4 separate regions of the Homo sapiens genome follow, and all the other regions are linked to region 1. The links are chromatin loops, found by intact Hi-C in ENCODE. Cell type or tissue: chondrocyte. All regions are shown on one strand. Region 1 holds the start of COL8A1 (collagen type VIII alpha 1 chain). Region 2 has its middle 340 kb from the start of LINC00973. Region 3 has its middle 110 kb from the start of LINC00973. Region 4 overlaps LOC105374007 (a long non-coding RNA gene).

What was found. Hi-C counts contacts between places; a loop is a spot of excess contacts. Peaks named below come from ENCODE experiments on the same cell type or tissue, not always from the same donor. Only the 100,000 strongest peaks of a DNase experiment are listed, where the experiment ranks them.
Region 2: it touches region 1 in a loop (3-fold over the local background); 4 of 110 quality-filtered maps call a loop at or near these places.
Region 3: it touches region 1 in a loop (5-fold over the local background); 7 of 110 quality-filtered maps call a loop at or near these places.
Region 4: it touches region 1 in a loop (3-fold over the local background); 2 of 110 quality-filtered maps call a loop at or near these places.

Annotation. Positions count from the first base shown.
Region 1 is chr3:99,634,727-99,639,726 of GRCh38, forward strand. It overlaps COL8A1 (collagen type VIII alpha 1 chain), which reads left to right and starts at 3,868. Exons shown (of 4, transcript NM_020351.4): 1 at 3,868-3,938. It overlaps LOC124909401 (a long non-coding RNA gene), which reads right to left and starts at 3,954. Exons shown (of 2, transcript XR_007095981.1): 1 at 3,861-3,954; 2 at 2,642-3,208. In chondrocyte, CTCF peaks have their summits at 2,466 and 4,018; DNase peaks (open chromatin) are centred at 3,276 and 3,795.
Region 2 is chr3:99,249,481-99,254,480 of GRCh38, forward strand. No RefSeq gene overlaps it. Among named protein-coding and RNA genes, the nearest start is that of LINC00973, 340 kb to the left of the region's middle. In chondrocyte, no CTCF peak of the experiment used is centred here; no DNase peak of the experiment used is centred here.
Region 3 is chr3:99,021,078-99,026,077 of GRCh38, forward strand. No RefSeq gene overlaps it. Among named protein-coding and RNA genes, the nearest start is that of LINC00973, 110 kb to the left of the region's middle. In chondrocyte, a CTCF peak has its summit at 2,697 (motif pointing right); no DNase peak of the experiment used is centred here.
Region 4 is chr3:99,430,316-99,435,315 of GRCh38, forward strand. The region is part of intron 1 of LOC105374007 (a long non-coding RNA gene); the gene reads right to left. Among named protein-coding and RNA genes, the nearest start is that of COL8A1, 210 kb to the right of the region's middle. In chondrocyte, no CTCF peak of the experiment used is centred here; no DNase peak of the experiment used is centred here.

The DNA of each region.
Region 1 (5,000 bases):
TTCCTACAACCATACAGGACACTCCAGGGAAAACTGGGCTAGAACCACTACTGTTTCTGCCACCTTGCTCAGGCCTCCAAGTCTGCAGGATGCAGACACTCTGTTTTCTCTATTTCTAAGTATGCTATCAGTCTGAGATGCACAGGCAAGCATTTATCTGCAAAGCCACAATAAAGACCCTATATTCAAAGAAAAATGAAATCTTGAAAATATGCCACTTTCACCATGCCATTCTATTGCTCAAAAGTCTTCATTGATTCTGCATTGCCTACAGAATATAGTTTATACTTCAGACTACTGAGGTGACCTCATCCCTCCTCATCCCTCCTCTCCATTTCTCAGCCTCATTGTTCTACCACATGGACCTTTCTATACAGTCATGCTGGCCAATTCACCACCTTCTGAATATTCCTGTGATTTCCCTGGTTGCACACATATCCTCCCTTGCCTGGAATGTACTACTGTCCATCACTCGTCTATTCAAATGCTACTTTCCATGGCTCAGCTCAAATGCCACCTCCTCCCTGAAGTCTCTTTACTAAAATTCAACTATCAGGATTTCATGCTTTTCTTCCTCTGTGAGAAAAGATGTCATATTTTCCTCTGCTTTGAATACCTCACATTGTCTGATATCCATTCTTAATAAATATTTGTTAACTGATTAATTCTAAATAAACTCCAAAAAAGGGTTACATTTGCAAAGCTCTCAAAAGTAAGGTAATGATCTGTAGCTGTTATAGCCACACAATGGAAACTTCAGAGCATCTAGTATGTTGTCATTGGATTCCTTTCCTTCCACAGAAGACCAAACTAGGTCATTTCAAACCTCAGTCACCTTCAGAGAGATTCTAGGAAGGGCACACTAAGAGTCAGCAAAGAGACGACATTCCTGGATTCCTGACTTGTTGTCCAGATCTGCTACTGAATCAGATTCAGGTAAGTGTGAATGGGAGAAATGAACTAATTATTAGTGCCATCCAAAAAAATGAAAGCAGTGCTTTTGTTATGTTGGCTGGTTTGAAAGGAAGAAAGAATTAAAAATAAGAAGAGAAATTCAGCCTACAGCCATCAATTGTCTTTTCTTCAAATGTGCTTTTCTTGCCTTTCTGGTATTTTTTTTTTTTCATACGTATGTGATGGAACTGGAATGTTTGAGAAGAATTAACTTAGGATAGAAAAGATGATTTGTTGTAATCTGATAAGGGTATTTACTAACATACTTTATCACCCAGCTTCTCCTCTAAAAGTCCCATTTTGTTTCCCCAGAACACATTTCTTTGCTAAATTAAAAAGTTCCAAAAGTGGTATTGTGCTTGTAAAATCACATCTGATTTCAGCGTTATGTCCAAGAATAGATAATGCAGTCCTATTTCTAGGTCTAGTAACAAGTGTTACTCGTTTGACAGACTTCACTCAGTAGATTTGGCCACATCCTCAAAAGACATACTATTTGGGAAGAGGAAAACTGAGTTATGGAGGGTAAGAAGAGAGTAAAACCAAACAGCAAACGGGCAGAAAGTTGATGTGAAAGTTTTAGCTTTCTAAGCATTCATTAAACTAACAAATGCTGACCATTCTCTATTGTCAGTCCTCAATATTGCTGTTTATTCAATTAGCGAGACTATACATATTTATTGAGCACTTATTTTTTACTAGCTAGTAAGCCACTAGTTATAACTTTGTGCAGCCAAAAAATTATTGAATATAATTTGAATAGGGAACATAGAGATAAAAAATTATAAAAAGGCGAATAATCAATAATGCAAAACATCGTGAGTAAATTTGAAAACTCTGGTGTCAAATTTGTGTTTACGATAAAAATTTTAAATTTTTTATTTCATATATGATTGTTCTTGCCTCATATCCCGGGCACATGGGAGTTTATTTCGTTGACTCCCAGACGTAACCAATTGAGAATAAGCTTAGTTACAAAGGAAGTAATTGAGGCTTTGAGCTCTTGAAGCTAACAGATGGAAATACGTATGTAAAAACCTAAGTGCTGTGTAAACTCGGCACATATGGACGTAGGTATTATTATTATCCAAATGGCACTACTGGGTATTTTCTTAATAGATTCTTTTAAAATGCTTTTTTATAGTTGTGGGCCTTTTTTAGACGAATAGTTCTTAAGAAGAGGAGGGGATTTTGTCCCTCAGCGACATTTGGCTAAATCTAGAGACATTTTTTATTTTCACAGCTGGGTGGCGAGTGCGGAGTGGGTACTGCTACTGGCATCTGGTGGGTAGAGGCCACGGACACTGCTTAACATTCTACAGTGCACAGGAGAGGTCCCTACAACAGAGAAATATTCTCCCGAAAGTTTCAGTAGTGCTAAGTTTGAGTAATTCTGCTCTTCACCATCAAGTTTCCTTCTCTTGGAGCCTGCTACCAGCCAATGACATCAGGATCTAACCTGAGACGAACCTAGGTGTTCTATACGGCAGCCTGGTGTACTGAAGAGTGCCTAAGGTTTGCAAGCTCGCTAGCTGTGGCTCCCCCTCTCGCTAGCTTGAGCTAGTTATTTAAACCCTTAGAGATGCCTTTCTTTAAATTAAAAAAAAAATAAATAAATCTGCACAATATGAATCATACCTACCTCATAAGGTTGCGGTGAACACTGAATGAAGTACATATATACATATTCAGTACAAGTTCGTTCCTTTATTATTTCCAGCCTACCCATCCCTCCCCCCTCCCATTCCCGCCTTTTCCCCCTCCCGGTACTGTATCTCCCACCCCAAGTCTCAGGTTCTCTTTTAAAATGCTTTAATTCCTTTGGTGGCAAAAATCAGGCTTGGGCTAGGAAGTGAGTCACCACTCAGCAGCGAAAGGAGCTTGTTTTTCTTTCTCTGAATGCATTTCTTAGTAATTTCAGACTGATCCTTTAGCCACTTGTTGGTTGAATCCTCTCTTAATGTTTAAGACACACTGAGAAAGAACTGTGGCACCAAGACGTTTTCCGATTGTTAGGAATGAGAGTGTTTTAAATACCGAAAATAACCAGAGGGCAGAGAGCTCTGAAATCCTACGTTACATAAGCAGATGCTGGAAGACCCAGGCTGGTTCTGAGGTTCCTGTCTCCACAAGCAAGTCCACGCGAATCCTCCCCGTTGCTGGATTTACTTTAATGCTGCCGAAGTCTCAAAAGGGGCCTCTGGATGCTCAGAGGACAGGCAGCGCAGGAACTTCCTTGTCAAATAAGCCTTGCCTGGAGGGAGAGGGATGGGGCGATTTTCACCCGCGGGCGGTGGGACGGGGCTGAGGGCTGGGGGCTGCCTGGCTCCAGGCCATGTCAGTGCCTCCAGCTCCAGGTCCGGGTCCACCCTGAACTTTGGCTCTGCTGCCCGGACGCCCAGCTTCACCTCCCTTGCCTCGCTTAGAAACCCTTCAGTTCTCCCGGACCGCTATGTAGCTTTTCAAATTCCCAAATTCACAGAAAACACCTTCAAAAGTCACAATCACCCACAACTCCCTCTGCCAAAAAATGTCATGCAAAAACGGAAAATACTCCGATTCCCCTTTCCTCCCAGACACTCTCTCTCTCTCTGTCTCTGCTATTCATTTTCTCCCCCACCTTTCCCCATCTGTGGTCAAGATCCCTTTCACTATTTCTAGTTCCCTCTCTTTTTTCCCTTCTCCCTCTCTCTCCCTTTTCCACTCCTTCCTCCGTTGTGACCGCGCTCCCCCTCCCCCCGCCCCGTCGTCTCTCCTCCGCCTTGCGGGCTCCAGTCTCTGCCCGCCCCTCCCCAGAGAAGAGTGTCCAGCTCCTCCAGAGGCTGCCCGCCCGCCGCTCCTTCCCTGCCCACCTACTATGAGGAGCAGCTCCTCCCACCTGCCCATAAAAGCCAAGTGCATGTTACCAGCAGCGGATCACAGCCCTTCCCCGATCCTCTCCGTGGGAGCCAGCGAGCCTCTCTCCCTGATCTTACGTGCTCAAGGTAAGACAGCACTTCTGCAGGCAGCTCACCTACCAGGGGTTGCTATGGGGGAATAAGTCACCCTCTGGCCAACGCGTTTGCTGTTTGGTTAGAGCTGATTCTTACGGATGCGCGATCCGCTGCTCCTTTAACTAGCAACTGGTTTGAAAACAAACTTCTGTTTGAATGGTAAAATAAAAGCTCCTTCAGGGAAGAAACAGCAGCATAAATATTGCGAAACCTTTCTCTTTTTAAATCACTTTTTCTCCTGTTGCTGACTGTTGCTTAGGTTAAAATGTATCTGTTTGGGGTGTTGTACTGACGTTTTTCACTGTACATATTTCACACATCAGTGGGGGCAAGGAAAACGTTGTCCCATTGTCAAAAATGTACTTTAAAAGAACACAGTTAACTTCCTAAAAATAGCACAGTCAAAAGGTCTGCTAACAATTTTGTGATGTTTTCCAAACCCCCAAGACAGCTTCTGTGAGTCCTTTAAAAAAATATCTTTCCAGGTTTTAGCGCTTGGAAAAAAATGATGTGAACGGGTGCCCTTTGCACGGGGACAGTAAGTAATCAGGTGGCTGGTAGATAGGAAGGAACAAATCCAAATTCACAAGCCAGGGTAGAATGTGCTCTCTCACCAGGCTATCTTTTCACGACATCCTAAAATGAGAATTACGATGGAACTAAGAAAGTGTATAAAAGAACTTCATGAATTTCTGTACACACACCTAAACATAAAGTGTTTCAATATGTTTCACAGTAAGAGAATAATACAGGCCAGATTATACAATACTTCTGTGCACACCAGATGGTTGTAAAGAAAGATCAGCGAGAAAGGCTTTGGAAGTTTTAATCCTTCTTTCCACCTTTTTTCCCCCGCATTTAGTAAATCACAACCTACCTGACTGGCATCCAATTATCAGAGATATTCAGTGTTTAAGCTACCCTCTTTAAAAGAAAATGATCTCTTCTTATTCCTAAGGTAGAATAAATGTGCACCTGTGAAAGGAAAAACATACTCCACAGCCACTTCTGTAAAACCAGACACTTGGTCCATGAAGTTTGCCATCAAATTCT
Region 2 (5,000 bases), 390 kb before region 1:
TAGTTCCCTTCCATCCTCACCCTTACAGAATAAGGAGCTTCTACACAAATTAGGAGAAACAGGGGTTCACCTAGCCTCTTGCCCATGAACCTCAGAGATCTTTCTTTTTGCTAGGTAGGGACAAAGAAGAAAAATATGTTTTATTTCGGCCATTAAAACTTCACATGTTTGGAAAATGGCTCATGCTTTAATAAGGGACTTCCCGCTGATTATTTTCTGTCATCAATATTCAGAAAACCCAACCAAAAATATTTCTGCGGATCCGCAAATAGACTGGTAAGTCCTCATTTTACATTCCTGAGCAACAGCGTCTAGGTGCCCCTTAACCATTGGAAACAGTGTGGTCAGAGAGAGTTGGCACAGGTCTCAGAGCTGTGGCCTCCCTTGGGCTTCTCATTTTCTACTGGCTCACCAACCTATTGGCCAGAAGTAGATCCTGCATTGGATGCTGTATTGGGAGTCCAGGTGGTCTGAAGGGAGAGGGGTTTCTTATTCCTCTCACCGTCTCCATTTCCACTTCTCAAAGATTCAGGAGGGGCTATTTCTGGACACTTCATCCAAAGCTATAGGTAGACAAAACCTGATCATAAAAAGTGCTGTTACTGTCACTAATGTCTAAATATCAGATTAAAGGAAAAGACAGTCCTGAATCATAGCATAGCTTTGCATCAATTGGTCTTACTAAAAAATGAATGGATATCCTTTGTTGCTTGTGCTCCATGTACTTACAATATTGTGAATATTATTTGCACTTACAACAATATTGTGAATATTATTTCTGCTTGCCAGTTAAAACTTAACTTCCTCTTTCTGAAACAGTTTATGAATGTTATATTATAGATTTGCATCATTAACCTTTAGACAGGACTGCAGTTTAGTGGTTTTAAAGAGCAATTTAATGGTGGGTGTAGCTTGAATGATGCAGGAGAATGGTATTAGAGGTTGTTCTGGAGACAAGTATAATTGCGCTATTTTTCACTTAATTCAAAAGGCATCTGAGCAGAGAAATTCTACTGTTGACTCACCTTAAGTGAACCGCTCAGCCACTGTCTCAGTTTTCGCTGTAGTCAGCACAAGATTTTTATGCCTACCTGTCACACCAGCATTTTAGACGGTACCAATGGCAGTGTTTCCCTGACTGGGTTGAATCTGATCAATTTCCAGCCAGAATTAGTTCAGATTTTTATGAAAAAGAAGTATTACATGTGATTTAAATATAATTTTTTACTTATAGGAACACCTAGGATTAGTATTCCTTAGATTTTTGTATACAGCCTTCCTCCTAAAAGTTCAAAGCACTTTTATATATAAAATTTCATTTATTTTCACCCAACTCCTGTAATGTAAGTCAAGGTCAGGTTTTAATTATTCTTTGCATTCCATGAAGATGATATGCTATTATTTTATTGCAAGTGAAGATTTCAAAGATACTGTCTCAAAGTAAAATAAAAAAAAATCAGTTTCTTTTTCTGAATACATGCATTGCCATCAAGCTTTGGCAGGCCTGCACTTGACCTTTTGTACTTTCTATTATCTAAATACTTATTTGGCTTTAGGAAACCAGCCATGTGTGTCTGGAATTATTACTAAATGTAGCCCTCAGATTGCAATACCATTTTACAACTTTAAGAAAAGGGTAAAATTGGCAATATTGCGGTTTTGAAAAATCTCTTCTGAGTGAAGGCATGGACCACTATCTACTTCAACTTCCACTGGGTGCTTTTGCCTAAAGCACTGTCAGGCTACAGCCTTACACTAATAATATGACTAACTGTAGCCTGTAGGACCAAATATTCCAGGTTACAATCTTATCAGAGGAAGACAGAAACTGCAGAGAGGAGATGAAGGTCACCCCCACACCCCAATTCTATTGCCCTATTTTTTTGGGATTTAAAGACAGACAGAGGAACCCCTCCATCTCATGGTTGGATCTCAGATATATCTGCCTTTGTCATAGGTTTCCAGCTGGAGAAGTGGTTTCCAAGTGGAGAAGCCTAAATTTCTAGCAGTTCTCAAAGGCAAAAATAAAAATCCAGATATGTTCATTACTTTTATCTAGCTATTCTACAATGTATACATATATGAAAATGCTGTGATGTACACCACAAATATATATGATTTTTATTTGGCAATTAAAAGATGAAATCAATCAATTAGCTAAAAAAGCATCATCTGTGCAAAAATATATAAACATCAATAGTTAATTCTAATAAATTTTGAAGTCTCACATTAATCAGTTATATTCACATCCTTGTTTTAGTTGCAAGAATATCAACATAGTATGGTAACACAGTAATCTTATGCTGAAGAACAACTTCAACTGGCTATTTGTGATTTTGAAAAAAAACAGCAATTTAATTTTTAGTTAATATATGTGGTGATCTTGGTGGAACACAGAAATTGTTTCAAATCTGAAGCCTGTGGGAGAAACTATGGTGGTGGGAACATTGGCTACTTCTGTCATCAGTTTGAGGTCACCATCATCAAGTGTGCAAAGCCCTCCACTTTATAGTTCTCACCTTATTTGGCTTGACTCCTCACACAGACACCTGAAGATCCTAGAACTTCTGACTGCTAAGTATTAAGAGCCCAATAAATGTCCATTAAAAGAAACAGCTAGAAACAGACGGGTTCCACTTCTTAAGAGTCCCACTTACTCATTCAACAGATATATGGAAAGTGACCAATTTGAGCTCTGTGCTGGGTGCTTGGTATACAAAATGTTCCCCTTTGTATGAAAAAGATGCCACTAATTGCCTTCATGGACATTGCAGTCTGGTAGGAGTGACAGATGTGTATTAAATAATGACATAAGGAGGAGAAAAATTATAATTGTGGTAAATGTTGTCAAGCAGAAGTGCAAGAAAACTACATCGGGATTTGACCTAATCAGAGATTAGGAAAAAGTTTTCCCAGGGAAGATAAACCTGAGCTGAAGCTAGTGGTTGAGTTGCAGTTGACTAGTCAGGGTTATAGGGAAGAGCATTCTAGCCAAAAGGAACCAGATATATAAATATTCTGTGTCAGGAGGAAGTCTGGTAAGTAGTAGGGCCTGAAAGAAGATCAGTTTGGTGGTGAGACTGGCTAGAACGTGGAAAAGTCTGTGAGAAGTGATGAATTAAGAGTCCCTCCATGGAAGACCCCTTAGGAAGTTTGCCCTAGCTTAAAATGGAAAAACATTTAAGAATGATGAAAAATATGTATTACATGATCAAACTTGTATGCTCTTTGTTTTTTAAAGAATCACTTTGGCTGCAAGGTGGAGAACAGAGTGGAAGTAGGGAAGAGAGACCAATTAGAATTCTACTGCTAAAGTCCAGAGCATGGTGCCTGGACTCCTGTAGAAATGGTAAAAACAGAAGCAGATGAAATAAGGAGACATTTGGGAATCACCTTTGAACTCTCTGGTAGCCGCATATGTCCATCCTTGTATGCATTCACATGTCTCCCAGGTCAAGAAATATTCCTTGGTTCCCCCAGACTCCACCAGAGGAACCCCTCAGTCTCATGGTTGGATCTCAGCCTTACTAGATGTATCTACCTTTGTCATAGGTTTATGCATTATAGTCCCTGTTGTGGGCTGTTTTCTTAGCTCTTTATTATTATTATTATTATTTTATTTATTTATTTATTTTGAGACAGAGTCTCGCTCTTGTCGCCCAGGCTGGAGTGCAGTGGCACGATGTCGGCTCACTACAACCTCTACCTCCTGGGTTCAAGCGATTCTCCTGCCTCAGCCTCCTGAGTAGAAAGGATGACAGGCGGCTGCCACCATGCCCAGCTAATTTTTGTATTTTTAGTAGAGACGGGGTTTCACCATGTTGGCCAGGCTGGTCTCAAACTCCTGACCTCAGGTGATCCACCCACATCGGCCTCCCAAAGTGCTGGGATTGCAGGCGTGAGCCACCTTGCCCAGCCAGCTCTTTATTATTGAGTCAGCCTGGGCATGATGAGTAATAACCAGGGGTAATATCCACATCCATAGCAGGCGTTTGTCTAGACAGGGTTAGCCTCATCAAATTTAAATGCTCCACCTTGGCCACCTGACCACCAGGATTTCTTAAAGATGCTATGTTTTATGCCTTAACTCCAGGAAACACTGTTGTTTGGAGAAAAAAATGGGTACAGTCATGAGTTCGGTCCCACCAAATATAAAATGCTACATTCTTCTATGATATGACAGGGCTCCCTGATTTAGTACTCAGAGAACAGGGATAGGAAAGCCAACCCTAACATCTAGGCTACAGAGCCTGTCAGGATGTCTAAGCTCTTCCAGCTGCTTCCAGTAGGGCCACTATGTGGGTGATACTAACTGAGGTTGTGCAATGAGTGACCTTCATCCCTGTTTTGATTTATGTATTATGTGCAATGAGTATTTAGTATTTATGGCATAAATAAATAAATAAAAAATAAGTATCCACTCTGCTTACCCATTCAGAGTTAAAAAGCAAATGAGGTTTAACAAAGAATATGTTCCAAAATTTAGCCAAAAATTCAGTGAGAGAAGAAGGGAAGAAATCTGGTTGAAAGTAGAACCATGACAGGACCAGAAATAAACTGAAAAAAGAAAGAGGTTTTGCTGAGGAGGTAGCATGGGAAGAATGAGTTGATTCTTATTCTGGCAGGAGAGAGAAAAAGCTGGAATTGGTGTTTAATCTGATGGAAACAGTGTGACTATGCATGCCCCAGCTGGGCTTATTCCATATCCTCAGGCTGCTGTGACTGCCCCAACTTTCTTGAAGTTTGAGCTTCTGCATTGAAAATCAGTCTAGACGTTTTATTCTCAGACTTTCCAGAGGAAACTCAGATGGTAACCCTACCAGCGTGTCAAATTGAGAACCTACATTGTTCTCACCTCATGAAAGCCATTTAGGCAATGTCCAAGACAGTTTAAAGGAATGAGGGAACTATTTCTACTTCGTAAGAAAGTAAATGCTTCCTTGAAATTCATTATGTGAACTGCTAAAAAGAAAAAAATAAAGAATGTAAACTTTTCAGCT
Region 3 (5,000 bases), 610 kb before region 1:
AAGTCTTGGCCATGGAGCTAACATTCCGGTTGGGAGAGATGGGCTCCAATGAACATAATGTAATACATTAAAATGAGTTAACTGTTAAGAAAAAAATAAAGCAAGAGAAGTAGAGGGTTGCAATTTTATTTTGTTGAATTGTCTATCTGTATTCCTTTGGATCTCACTGAGTTTCCTTAAAGTTATTATTTTGAACTACTTTTCTGGCATTTTGTATGTTTCTTTATCATTGGGGCCTATTACTGGAGAATTACTGTGTTCTTTTGGAGGCATCATGTTTCCTGGCTTTTTCATGTTTATATGTTTCTAGTTTGATTTCAATGCATCTGGTGAAATAGTCACCTCTTCCAATTTTATGGAGTAGGTTTTGTAGAGAAACATTTATTCATATGAATGGGACTTGGGGGTGTCAGTTAGATGGGGTGCATTGCCTCTGGTTCTAGGTAGATGCAATAGTGTAGTCTCTACCTAAGTTTTTCAGCCATAAGTCACACTAATGACATATGGGAGTTTCTCAGTGGCTTGGGCTGCAAGGGCTTGTGGCAGCAGGCATGTGGCTCTGCTGATGATGGACTCGCCAGGTTTCTTAGGACAGGTGCACATGGTGGGTCAGCTGACTTGGGGTTTGGATCTCTGGGGTTGTGGTCCTGGGGTTATTTCTCTGGCCAGGAGCATGGATGCACAGTTGCTCAGCTGGCCTGGGGGTGTTTCAGTTGTGAGTGGCCTGTGAGGTTGTTTCTTAGACCTGGGATGGGGTGCAAGGTTGCAGATTGCAATTTTAAGTGGAGTAGTTAGGGTAGACTTCATTGGAAAGGAGATACTTTAAACAAGGATTTGTGGAAGTGAGTGAGTAAGCTGTGTGAATACTTGAGGGAAGAGTGATTCAGGCAGAGGGAATAGCCAACGCAAAGGCCTTTAGAGCAGTGTATTCGTCAGGGTGTTCTAGAGGGACAGAACTAATAGGATAGGTGTATATATGAAGGGGAGCTTATAAAGGAGTATTGACACATGTTCACAAAGTGAAGTCCCACAATACGCCATCTGCAAGCTGAGGAGCAAGGAAGCCAGCCTGAGTCCAAAAACCTCAAATGTAGGGAGGCTGATAGTGCAGCCTTCAGTCTGCAGCCAAAGGCCTGAGAGCCCTTGGCACTGGTATAGGCCCAAGAGCCCAAAAGCTGAAGATGTTGGAGTCCGATGTTTGAGGGCAGGAAGCATCCAGCATGGGAGAAAGATGGAGACAAGAAGACTCAGCAAGTCAACTCTTTCCACCCTTTTATGCCTGCTTTATTCTAGCTGTGCTGGCAGCTGATTAGATGGTACCCACCCAGACCGAGGATGGCTCTGCCTCTCCCAGTCCAGTGACTCAGATGTTAATCTCCTTTGGCAATACCCTAATAGACACACACAGGATCAACACTTTGCATCCTTCAATCCAATCAAGTTGACACTCAATATTAACCATCACAAGAAGGTATAAGAAAACTATAGCCTGTGGGCTATATCTGGCCTGTCAACTGTTTTTATCAGTAAAGGTTTATTGTCACACAGCTATGCACATTTGTTTCCCTTTGTGTATGGCTTCTTTTATGCTAAATCAGCAGAGTTGAATAGTTGCAATAGAAACATATTCACAATAGCCAAGATGTGGAAACAACCTAAGTGTCTGTCATGGATCAATGGATAAAAACAACTGTGGTATATATATATATAATGGAATATTATTCAACCTCAAAAAAAACGAGATCCTGCCATCTGTGACCACATGGATGAACCAGGAGGACATTATGCTAAGTGAAATAAGACACGAACAGAAAGACAAATACTACATGATTTCACTTACATGTGGAATCTAAAAAAAAATCAAATTCTTAGAAGCAGAGAGTAGATGATAGTTACCAGGGGCAGGAGTGGGGTGGGGCTGTGTGTTGTTGGGGAGGTGGGGAAATGAGACGACATCGGTTAAAAGGTACAATGTTTCAGTTATGTAGGATGAATAAATTCTAGAGATCCAATGTACAGCATTGGGACTATAGTTAATAATACTGTACTGTATACTTGAAATTTACTAAGAGAGTAGATCTTCAGTGTTCTCACCACAAATGCAGAAAGGTAAATAGGTGGAGATGGATATGTTAATTAGCTTGACAGTAGTAATTAGTGCACTAAGTATATGTATATCAAAACACCATGTTGTACACCTTAAATATATACAGTTTTTATTAAGTAAAATAAAGATGCTTAACTTTCCAAAATGAAAGGATAAAAGGGAAAGGAGAAAGAAGCTTATGGCCTTCAAGGCCTAAAGTATTTACTATCTGAAAAACATTAAAAAATATTTGCCAACTGCTGCTCTAGAGGCCAGTGCTGGAGTGGAATGAAAAAAATAACAAATTCCTACTTTTACTAATTTGTGAGGAAATAACTTTTTTAAAAAAATTATTTATTAATTGGTTCTTATGATGATGAAAGCTTTTCAGCTTATTCAGACTATATCTAGAAAATTACATTATTAATACACAGGTTCATTCTTTAAACAGACAAAATAAGACATTCAACTGTTTTTAATCATCTTTATTTTTTCTAATAGTGACAATTATGCTTTTTTTTTTTTTTACGTTTTGGTTATTAACAAAAGTTTTTCGCATTCAAAGAACATTAAAAAACAAATGGTGAACAGAGTGTGATACCAGACTATGTCCAACAGGTGGCTGTATTTCTCAAAGTTTCAAAACCAGCCCAATTGCCTGTTGCATGCAAATTTCCATCTCAGTTTTCAGCTACCACACATTAATTCTGTGATTCCAGGATAATTAATTCTATAACAGAGGATTAAACAGTGGGGGTGGAAAGTGATAAGTAATCACATAACCAGAGATTATTTTATTGACTTTATTCAGATCAGTACTTCTATTCCTCATTCAACAGATTCAAAATCAATATTTGACCATGTCTTCAGCCTGGTTAGGCCCTCTGTGGTGCCCTCTCAAATTAAATAGGAAGTATATAGTAGAGGTGAGAATTTGTAGTTAAAGATATAGAATAGAGTCCTGTATGTGCCATGTGGTAGCTGAGTGAATTAGGAAGTTATTTGGCCCCTTGCTATGATTTAATCAGTAAAAAGAACTGAATAAGAATTCCTACTGTATCACAAGAGGTTTTCTATAGGATTTTGGGAAAACTCTTTATATCAACATGTTTTATACTAAATATTATTATTTCTATTCACTATCCTTTCTTTCTCTCTCAAATGCTTTTCACATTCTGTTCTACCAGAAATATCAATGGATAGATCTCATCTCACTAACTTTGAATGATCTCTAGATGATTGCATTGGCTTAATTGTTTAAAAGATTTGAAGGCATTCTTATTTCCTGAGCCCTGGCATCTGGACATTTGAAGCCATATCATACCAAATTATTTTCCAAGTATTTTCTCCTGAATATTTCTGTACTTCTGTTTGTCTGCTACAATGTTATTGGCCAACAAGGAATCTGGTTTTACTTAAAATTACTATTTACATTTTTTTGTTCAGGTTAGTGTGTCTTTGTCAGATATTCTCTTTTTAATCCTCATAAAATTATGCTATCCTTAGTCCATTATTTTAATATTGAAAGTTAATGTGCAGAAAATTGAATTCAGCAATTTGTATACTATATATAAGACACTGTGCTAAAAGTTTTAGTATCTACAATTCTAACCTCAGGAAGATTACAACCAAATGTGAAATACAATGAGAAGAGACAAGCCTCTAAGCTACAAGTCAGAAAAATCTACGATTTTCTACTCACTTTGTTACCAGATATCTACTTCTCATATCACTCTCTCTCTGCAGAAAAATTAAGGAGCAGTTAGTGGACTTGAAAAATGTTGGCAGGCTCTCTGTCTACCTCAGATACACACCTGTGCTTCTGGATTTGCCATATCAAGTTGTTTCATTTGACCTGGTCTTTACATGACCCTATAGTCATCAGGATAACAACAGATGTTTAAGGTATCTGTGTGGCTATGTGATAATCCTAGTTCTGTTTTGTCCCCTTTTGTTTTATTTTTATTTGTAATTGATAAATAATCATATATATTTATGGGGTACAATGTGATATTTGGATATATGTGTACATTGTGCAATGATTGTATTAAGCTAATTCACGTGTCCATTTTTTTGGACATTTAAAACCTATTTTTAAAAGTCATTTTGAAATATACAATACATTATTATTAACTGTGGTTATCATGCTGTACAATAGGTCCTAAAACTTATTTCTCCTTACTAAAATTTTGCACCCTTTGACTAACACTTAATCATTCCCCTCCCCTTCCATCACCCCATATCCAGCCTTTGATACCCACCATTTTACTCTCTAGTTTTATAAATTTGGTCTCTTTAGAGTCCACATATAAATTAAACCATGTGTATTTGTCTTTCTGTATCAGGCTTATTTCACATAGCATAATGTCCTCTGGGTTTATCCATGTTGTAGCAAATGACAGGATTTCCTCCATTTTTTAAGGCTGAATGGCATATCATTGTGTATGTATACCATATTTTCTTCACACATTCATCAATTGATGGAGACTTAGACTGATTGCATGTTTTGGCTATTATGAATAATACTGCAATAAACTTGTGAGTGCAGATATCACTTCAACATACTGATTTCAATTCATTGGAATATGTACCCAGAAGTGGGATTCCTCGATAATATGGCAGTTCTATTTTTAGTTTGTTGAGGAGACTTTATGTTGTTTTTCATAATGGCTGTACTAATTTAAAATCCCACCAGCAATGCACCAGAGTTCCTTTTTCTTCCTTGTCTTTTTGATAATAGCCATTCTAACAGGTGTAAGATCTGACAAACCTAATTCTAAATGCCCTTCTAAATCTAGGAAAGCATGTATGGGAGATAGTAATAATGTCTTCTAAGTCAGTCAAATGCTTTATAATTTAGTCAGTTGAGCTCATATTTTGGTATTGTAGGGAGGACATGAGAAGCAGAGCAGGG
Region 4 (5,000 bases), 200 kb before region 1:
GTAGTCCTAAAGATCCAACTAAAATAATCACAAACCTTCAGAAAGTAACCAAATACAGACCATTTAAATGAATTTGCATTTATGTAAATTGACTCATACATATGTTTCCTGCCCTTGAGATTAAAAAGTCACCCTGTAAGATCTCCATGCACAATGATTCTTGGGGCAGCCCTGACATGCTGTAGTGAGCCTCATGCACTCTCTCTCCTCCAGTCACAGATTCTTTTCTTTGACCTAATACGGAAGTGTTGGGTGTCTCTGCCTTCTATAGTGCACTGACTCAATAGGAAACAACTGCATAAGCTAAAATAAATTTGGCCTGATTTGGGAAGTGCTAGCATGGTTTTTCCACCTTAAAAAATATTTCATAACAAGACTTCTAAGTAACTGTCTGCTCCCAGTCACTATCTTTCATCTAACTTTCTTTGCATCTCAGCATATTCCTAGGAAGCACTTGAAAAATCTTGTGATTAAAAAAAAAAGATACTTAGAAGAATTCTTACAATTGGAGAGCTCTCTGTTCTTGGTGGCTAGGGCTTCACGTTTCCAGCTATTATCTCATTTGTTCACATGCTCCTTTCTGTCAGAAAAAGAGCAAGTGTATACAAGAAGTAGGAATGGAGTGGCAGCTCAGCATTTGTGTTTCCAGTTTCAGACTCCTACGCATTGCTTGAAATTAGTCTAGAACTTCAGGTGGTCACTCCAAATATGAATTCACTGACTGGATATAATCCTAGTCATTCTAAACCTCCTCTCTTGTGAATGTTTACCTGGTGATATTTTTTTGAGAGATTAATAAATGTTAATGACCTCACCAGAGAGTTCTTTCCAAATGAAAATTGTGCTCCCTTGGAAATTGCCAACTGCTATCTTGGAGAATTTTTATAAGATTGCTAATTTGAAGAAAGATTTTGATTTAGGTAATAAAAGGAAGAGGGATCCTAATAACCTATCTCTAAGGACCAGAATATACTTAATTAATTGGTGTAGTCTATGAAGCAATTAAACTAAAAGAGTTCTACTTTCTTCTTAATAGCTATTTCAGATTTGCAAATATTCAAATTTCTATTTTGTAGGAAACATTATGTTCAGATTCGCTTTTTACATATGTAAAGTAATTCACTGATGACTAGGAAGCAGAATTAAAAATTACAAATTTTATATGGCTTTTCCCTACTTCTGTTATGTTTTGTTTAATCTCCATCATGTAGCACTGTGCCAAGTATAAAGTACTTATGGGAAATAGAGTAAATACTTAGTATTTATTGAATAAATGGATGTGCTATGACCTAAATGTTTGTGCTCCAAAAAATTCACTTAACCCCCAAAGTGATGATATTAGGAGATGGGGCCTAATTGGGGGTAATTAGTCATGAGGGTGGAGCCCTTATGAATGGGATTAGGGGTGTTATAAAAGAGGCCTAAGGGAGCTTGTTTGCTTCTTTCACCAAGTGGGGATGCAACATGAAGGCAGCATCTATGAGGGAATCTGCTGATGTCTTAATCCTGAAATTTGCAGCCTCCAGAACTGTAAGAAATACGTGTTTCTTATTCCTAGGCCAGCCAGTTTGTGGTAATTTTCTTATATCAGCCCAAGAAGACTACTATGGTCGAGTGTGCCCCCCAAAATTCATATATTGAGACTTAATGAGCAATGTGACAGTATTAAGAGGTAGAGTCTTTAAGAGGTGGTTAAGTCATGAGAGCAGAGCTCTCATGGATGGGTTTACGGCCTCTATAAGAGGACTTCAGGGAGTTGGTTTGTTCTCTTCCCCCGCTTCTTCCATGTGAAAACATCTAGAAGGCCCCTATCTATGAGGAATGGTCCTTCACCAGACACTAATCCTGCCAGTGCCTTGATTTTGGACTTCCCAGCCTTTAGAACTATGAGAAAATAAATTTTTATTATTTATAAATTATGCAGTCTTGGGTATTATGTTATAGCAGCACAAATGGACAAAGATAGTTACTAATACAGAATGGACTTATACATTTAGTTTTCAGTACAATCTAGGTGGTCATTTTAGCCATTTTTATTCCTGTTGTATGTGGCTATAATTGATTGATTCATTCCGTTGGTAAAATGGATAAAATAACATTTCCAAACATTGTGTATTTTGTTTCATATTGCTTGCCTCAATTTGAATACTAAGGTAGTTTGTGGTAAAGGTGCTTATGATTGTCCTTAGTGTGTTTCCCAAATTATTTTTAGTTCTCTTAAGCACTTGGTAGGTCTGTACTTCCAGGCTCCCTTGTAGATAGGTGGTGTGGTGTGAGATGCTTTGGCAAGGGAATATAAACTTAACAGGCATGTATTTATTTCTGATGGAGGCTAAAGGGCTAGTGTATGACTTGCCATGCTTTCTCTCTTCCTTTGCCTTAATATTTTGCCATGTTCTAGATACTGGCTGTTTCATCAGCCATGTCTAGGAGTGAAGAGAAGTCAGATTGGAGCCCCAGGTCAATTTTCTATAAATATAAAGGATTTTTTTTATTGCAGTGTAAGCGAACTCTTCCTGACTGAAAACCAAAGAAAGAGTGTTTCTGGAATCAAGAATTGATTAGTAACACTAAATGTTGAAGAGCAGTTAATGACTACAGGACTAAATAATGTCTATTGAATTTGGCTACAGTGAAACCATTTTTAAAACTTTTTTCCTTTTAATGAGAATAGTTTCTATAGAGTGATAAGTGTGAAACCAGACCTAAGTGGTTGAAGAGTGAGTGAGAAGTGAGGAAGTAAAAAGAGTGATTGTAGAAAAGTCAGGAAGTTTGTCTGTGCAAGTGAGAAGAAAATTGACTTGGTAATGCTAAGACAGGGCAGTAGAGATCTTTCCATCCCCTTTTTCTGTTGAAAGTTACAACACAAAAATCAAAGAGTTAAAGAAACAGTAACATAAACCCCATGCTTAATCAAACACAAAGACATCTACAATCCTAAATTATAACATTTAAAGAAAGAAAACAGATAGAGGAATTATGAAGATCTTAGCAGGAAAAAAAAGAAAAGGTCAAATTCAAGTTCCTGTATATGGTGGAGAAAGTGGAGATAACCGATAAAAAGTAAACCAATTCACCACATAGGATTTCAAGAAAGGCTCAACAATTAGGAGCATGAAGAACTGCAAAAGGTGTAAGTTAGGCAGGTGGCTGAAAATAGAGATTTGAAAGCCCGTTTATGGAGTTATTAGGACCCAGGTGCCCACTCTAACGCAGCATCAGGTGGCTGCTTCCCTTCTACAACTCCGGGAGGAATTTGCTTTGAGACAGTGAATCAGCAAGGCTCCAGATGCTGAAGCACCAAACCCAAAGGAGGACAGCCACAAGGCAATGGATTGAAAATGAAGATATTACGTGTAAGTCTACACAGTAACTAGTGAAACCCTAAATTCTTCTCAAACCTACCACCTGACCATTAGCAGTGAGGAGCCTCCAGGAGAAAGGTTAGAGGAGACATAAAATTGATATACAGGTATTGACATTTGTAACATCTGAAAGTAAAATACCGCTTTTTAAATCCAATTGCTTTTAAGAAAGCTCACTGACTGGCATGCCGTATCTATGCACACAGAACTCCAATCAGCTTTTTTGGTTCCTGACTCTTGCGGAAGACAAAGATGATCACATATTGAAGGAAATCCACTACTGTAGGAGAGAAAGGTCAAACAAAGCACAACAAACCTAATAAAAGGAACTTGGAGGAAACAGAGATAATGCAGAGAAAAAAAATTTAAATACAGTAGCACTTAATACTTTCAGATAATGAAGATGTTGTTGCCTTGAAATAAAGACGTGATAAAAACAGAAAAAGTAAAAAATAAAATAAAATAAAAAAGAAATTGAAGTTAAAACAGCTGAATTTTTATTTTTTTAAATATTTTCTATTTCAATAGCTTTTGGGGTACAAGTGGTTTGGGGTTACATGGATTACATGGATGAATTGAGCAGTAGTGAAGTCTGAGGTTTTAGTCCACCCAACAACCAAATGGTGTACATTGTATCCAATATGTAGTTTTTTTATCCTTCACTTTCCTCCCACCCTTCTCCTTCTGAGTCACCAAGGTCCATTATATCACTGTATGCCTTGGTGTAAAACAGCTGAAATTTTAAAGAAAATTCCTAGAATATTTAAAAGAGAAGATCAAGAAGATGACCCAGAAAGCAGCCTTAAAAGCCAAAGAGAAGGAATATTGAAATAAAACAGATATGGATATGGGACATCAGTATACAACTAGTAGGAATTGAGTGAAAAACTTATGCCTGTTATCCCAGCACTTTGGGAGGTCGAGGCGGGCGGATCACGAGATCAGGAGATTGAGACCACCCTGGCCAACATGGTGAAACCCCGTCTCTACTAAAAATACAAAAATTAGCCGGGCATGGAGGCATGCGCCTATAGTCCCAGCTATTCGGGAGGCTGAGGCAGGAGAATCGCTTAAACCTGGGAAGCAGAGGTTGCAGTGAGCTGAGATCGTGCCACTACACTCCAGCCTGGGTGACAGAGCGAAACTCCATTAAAAAAAAAGAAGAAGTAAATTATCAAAGAAATAATAGAAGAAAAACATCCATAATTGAAGGACATAAAACCATAGATTAAAGAGTTTAAGTATGCTCAGCACAATGAATGTGGAAAAAAACAAACCACAATCCATCCAGAAAAAAATCTAGTGTATGTAGTACTCCATTGTTTCCTAGACAGTGAAAGTGTTTGTTACTAGAGTATATACTGGTCAAAAAATACTGTTCTCAGTGAAATTATAATTATTCTCAGCAACTTCTTTTACCTGAAATAATTTTCTTCACTAGTTACGATTTCTTTTTTTTTTTTTTTATATATACTTTAAGTTTTAGGGTACATGTGCACAATTCTGAGTAGACTCCAGAACTTTCTAATTAATGAATTCAACACCATCCCTTAATAAGCCACCTGAGGTTTCAGGTTGTTTCCATTTTTTTTCACTGTGGTCTCCCATTCAGCAGCCATGACACTGCCTCTGCTT